2 separate regions of the Homo sapiens genome follow, and region 2 is linked to region 1. The links are chromatin loops, found by intact Hi-C in ENCODE. Cell type or tissue: IMR-90. All regions are shown on one strand.

Evidence for each region. Hi-C counts contacts between places; a loop is a spot of excess contacts. Peaks named below come from ENCODE experiments on the same cell type or tissue, not always from the same donor. Only the 100,000 strongest peaks of a DNase experiment are listed, where the experiment ranks them.
Region 2: a loop joins it to region 1, with 2.3 times the contacts of the local background. A loop is called at or near these places in 11 of 110 quality-filtered maps.

What each region holds. Positions count from the first base shown.
Region 1 is chr4:125,316,561-125,319,060 of GRCh38, reverse strand. FAT4 (FAT atypical cadherin 4) reads right to left here. Exons shown (of 18, transcript NM_001291303.3): 2 at 1-2,500. Among named protein-coding and RNA genes, the nearest start is that of FAT4, 2.9 kb to the right of the region's middle. In IMR-90, CTCF peaks have their summits at 1,300 (motif pointing right) and 1,859 (motif pointing left); no DNase peak of the experiment used is centred here; H3K4me3 peaks cover 1,482 bases; H3K27ac peaks cover 828 bases.
Region 2 is chr4:125,367,928-125,370,427 of GRCh38, reverse strand. The region is part of intron 2 of FAT4 (FAT atypical cadherin 4); the gene reads right to left. Among named protein-coding and RNA genes, the nearest start is that of FAT4, 54 kb to the right of the region's middle. In IMR-90, no CTCF peak of the experiment used is centred here; DNase peaks (open chromatin) are centred at 1,557 and 2,077; H3K4me3 peaks cover 1,246 bases; H3K27ac peaks cover 963 bases.

The DNA.
Region 1 (2,500 bases):
AACTGTTATGTTAACCATAGTGTCTCCAGTCACTGTGCCCCCACTGGCCACTACCTTCAGCTGATAAAAGGATTGCTCTTCTCTATCAATCACATTTGCTGTGGTAAGCTGCCCAGTGACCTGGTTGATAGCAAACATACCTTTCTGATCCCCAGTAGTAATGAGATAACTGATGTTGGAATTGAGATCCATGGTGGATGCAGACACACTACCCACATGATATCCCAGCGCCACGTTCTCAAAAACCACAAAGCTGTAGGCAACCTGACTGAATACAGGTGGGTTGTCTTGAGTGTCCAATACAGTGATGGTTACTATTGCCTGGTTGGGAGATTGTAAATTGCCACCATCAGTAGCTACTATTTGCAACTGATAAGCTGTTTTTTCTTCTCTGTCTAGGGCCATTCTTGTAGAAATAACCCCACTCTGAGCATTGACCTGAAACCGAGACCTGTCCCCAGCAGATATGCTATATTTGACAGTACCATTGGTACCCAAGTCTGGGTCAGTGGCAGACACAGTGGTGATGTAGCTACCTCCAGGCTCATTCTCCTTAATGTGAGCAAAGTATTGGACCGGGTAGAAGACAGGGCTGTTATCATTTATATCCAGAAGACTCACATTTATGCGAGCCATTGATGACTGGGGAGGGGAGCCCAGATCTGTGGCCAGAACCAACAGGGAGTAGAAGGCTTGCTCTTCTCTGTCCAAGGAGGAAATAGTACTCAACCTCCCAGACACAGGATCCAGACGGAAGGACCTCCGGTCAGTCTCTGCCTCTTGTAAGGAGAAGCGCACTGTTCCGTTGTCACCCAGGTCCCCGTCAGTTGCCCTGAGCATCAACAGTTCTGTCCCTGTTGGGGCATTCTCAACCACAGACACATCATACCCTTCTGGCTGGCTAAATACTGGCTTTTCATCATTCACATCTAGGAGAGTTACTACAAGCTGGGCATAGGACACCTTGGGGTGAACTCCCTGGTCCCGGGCACTTATATTCAGAACAATCTGGGAAGCAAGTTCACGGTCCAGGCCCCCAGAGGACCCAGTGGTCACGAGGCCGCTATGTTCACTGATATGGAACCATCCCAGTCCATTGCCAGAGACAATGCTGTAACGCAGATTAGCATTGAGACCAGAGTCGCCATCAGTGGCAGATATCCCACTCACATAGCTTCCCGGAGGCGCCTCCTCGCTCAGGTTCACTCTGTACACTTGCTGTGAAAAGACAGGAGGATGGTCATTGATGTCATTAACAAAAATCACCAGGCTTGCCACAGAAGAGCGCGCCTGGACTGCTGCGCCAGGGGGCGCCCCGTAGTTATCAGAGACGGAAACTGTGAGGTTGTAGGAAGGGATGCGCTCGCGGTCCAAGGCGCTGGCCACCTTGATTAGGCTCAGGTTCGGCACTTTGCTGCTTTGCACTTCAAAGTGGCGCTGCTCATTGCCCCCGAGAATTTGCACGGAGATGTTCCCGTTGGCCGCGGGAGAATCTGCGTCCGTCACGGTGAGCAGAGCCACCACGGTGCCCACTTGAGCATTCTCATCTACCGAGGCGTAGCGCGAGGTGGCCGGGAAGTAGCGGAACTTCACTACCGGGTCATTGTCATTCACGTCCAGCAGCTGAATCAGCGCCTCGGCGCGCCCAGTGAGGGAAGGCACGCCTCTGTCCATCGCCTGCACCGTAAGCGAGTATTGGCGCCGAGCTTCGAAGTCCAGGGGCTCCCGCACCGTGATAAGTCCCGTCTCAGGGTCCATTTGGAAGGGGGTCCCCTCGTCCTGCAGGCGATAGCGGATGTCCGCGTTGGTGCCCTCGTCCGCGTCCGCCGCCGCCACCTGGAGGACGCTGGAACCCACAACCGCGTCCTCAGGCACCCCCGCCTGGTAGTGAGAACTGCCAAAAACCGGGGGGTTGTCATTAATGTCTTGCACAGTCACGTTTACCTGAAGGTAGCCCCGCCGCTTAGGCTCACCCTTGTCCTCCACCTCAACCAGGAGCTGGTACTGCGGAGTGACCTCACGGTCCAGTCCGCCCTTGGACACCAGATGCAGGAACGCTCCCTCGCCGCTCGGGTTCAGGGTGATGTCCAGACGGAAGCGCCCCGCCTCATTGCCGCGGATGATGCGGTAGGAGCGGTGGTCCACACCGTTTGAGCCGATGTCCGAGTCGGTGGCGGTGTCTAAGATGACTTGGCGTCCGCTGCTACTGTCTTCCTTGAAAGTGACCACGATAGAGGGGTCCGGGAAAACGGGGGCGTTGTCATTGAGGTCCCGCACCAGCACTCGCACTTCGGTGGGGTAGGTGGGCGCGCTGGAAAGGACCACCAGGTTGATCACGTCGCTGGGCAGGCTCTCGCGGTCGATGGTGGAGGTGGTGTACAGGGCTCCGGTGCTACTGTTTATGGCAAACAGGGCGTGGCTTTCGCTGAGCCTGTAGGTGAAGCCGGGGCGCGTCTGGATGGTGCCTACCAGAGTGCCTGGAGGTTGCTCTTCCAGCACT
Region 2 (2,500 bases), 51 kb before region 1:
GGAATTAGGCATAATCCCTCATGTTGTTAGGTGCTGTACAGTTTAATAAGCAGTTTGTCATATGTATCACAATCTCACATTCATTCTGGAAATTTGGAACTGTCTCTACTTTGTAGGGTTCCTGTCGGAATACAATGAGAAATATATAAAAGCCCTTAACACAGTATGAAACATACAAGTGCTTAATAGCTATTAGCTATAACAATGATATGAAATATATTTCCATCCTGATTTTACAAAAAGTCAGAAAGAAGTAACATTTTTACCTAGTTGTGGCAGAACAAAGCCTAGTTTGATTATTTCCAAATCTAGTATGAATTCTATCACCCTATATCTGCCTTTATAACAAACGTGTAATATTAAAACCCAATACGCCCAATGGAAAAAGGAGAAAGGAACCCAAGTGTCCATTTTTGATAAACAAAATGTAGTATATACATACAATGGAATACTATTCGGTCTTTAAAAAAAAAGGAAATTCTGACATTTACTACAACTTGGATCTACCTGGAGGACATTATGCTAAGTAAAATAAGCCAGACACAGAAAAACAAATATGTATGATTCCATTTATATCAGTTAGCAAAAGTAGTCAACTTCATGGGAACAGAAAGCAGAACAGTGGTGGCCTGGAGCTTGCCGATTGGAGGAAATGGAAAGTTAGTGTTTAATGGGTAGAGAGTTTCAGTTTGGGAAACAAAAACATTCTGGAGATAGATGACGGCTACAGTTGCAGAGCAATTTGAAATTATTCAATGACTCAGAATAATACACTTAAAAATATTAAAATGGCAAATTATATGTTATGCATATTTTACCAGAATTTTTAAAAACCTCAATGGCAAGGCCAGACTTTAGCCATTTTCATTAAACAACAGAATGAATGAATTAATACAGATGATGGTAATCTCCCAAATTGTTGCAGGAAAGCTAGGCATTTTTCTTCTTGGCCATTTCTTTTGTTTTTTTATTTATTTGTTTGCTTGTTTTGTGAGATGGAGTCTCACTGTATCACCCAGGCAGGATGGAGTGCAATGAGGCAATCTCAGCTCACTGCAACCTCCATCTCCTGGGTTAAAGTGATTCTCCTGCCTCAGCCTCCTGAGTAACTGGTATTAATGCACGCGCCATTACTCACTGAAGACAGTTGTTCCCTCTTCCTTAAAACTCTAGGTTGATAAGATTTAACACATTCAATTCAGATTAGAGGTCTGCTGATTTTATGTTATTTACCTGAAACTGCATCTCACTTAAGCCCTCCAACCACAGAATATCTATATCAAGTATCTGATGGGTATTTATTTTAATGGAAAAGCAAAAGGCTGATAGAGATTTGTGTGACATAAGGTGATGTACATATCATGCATGAAAAATACAATTCAAGCTATATAATATGACTCTCCCTTGGCATATTCATTCTTAAAGTATTCTAAGATTGTGTAGTGCCAAACACAATATTTTTCTTTTGTCAGTTCTCCAAAGTGAAACTTGACCACTGAAGTCTAAAGGGTGTACAGCAACAAAGCACAAATAGATGAAACTTTAAATTCCTTCAAGTAACATCTGAGGCCACGAAAGCATGGAGAACATGATTGCCTTAAAAAGTACAGTTTCCAGAAATTCTCGTAAGAATTCCTCGGCAGGCTTATGGCTAGAAGCCAACTTTCTCTTTCTCTCTCTCTCTCTCAAAAAAAAAAAGTTTTGGATATTTTCCCATCTTGACATTTTAGAGAGATCTAAGGCATTGCCAGATGTCATGTGTGTATGCGGTATTTTTTTTAATCATACTTTTTAAAAATCTTAATTTGCATTCAGTTTTGAGTTTCAGAATCAGGAAAGTCTGAAATTTGATAGAAAGGGTTAACATTTTTTATCCAATATGATTTTTATATATATATATATATACATATATATAATATATACATACATATATATATATATCCTAACTAGAGAAATATCACAGACTTCCTGGCTTCCCTCCAAAGACTTTACCAGTCAGGCACATTGGCTCAATTCCCACTCTACTCTAAAATGTCTTTTTAGTTTGCTTTTCTTTGTCTTTTTCATATTCTAACTGCATAAACTGTTTACCACTAATGCTATGGAGCTTCCCTCCAGTGAGTCAGATTAAAAACATGGTTATTTAATAATCACTAAGTCATACTGGAAAAAATGACTTTTTCAATCAAATGCTTTATTTCCATAAACCCACAGTACTCTCTACAAATCTGGATTTGCACTTGAATGTATTCAAGTTCTTCTGCCACAGTGAAAGGCCATTTCAAGAACCTCTATATTCTTTGCCAACATTTTTGTCTATAAATACTTAGTACTTCATATGGCTCCAGAAAAATAATTTCCAAACTAGTAACAAATACTAAATTGCCTATTTAGAAAGTCTTATAAAACCTTAAACGGAAGGGGGAAAAAAACTGGACTGGCAGATTTAGAGAGTTCCACACCATCAGGTAGGAAATTGCCTTTTCCCTTTTTGTTCATA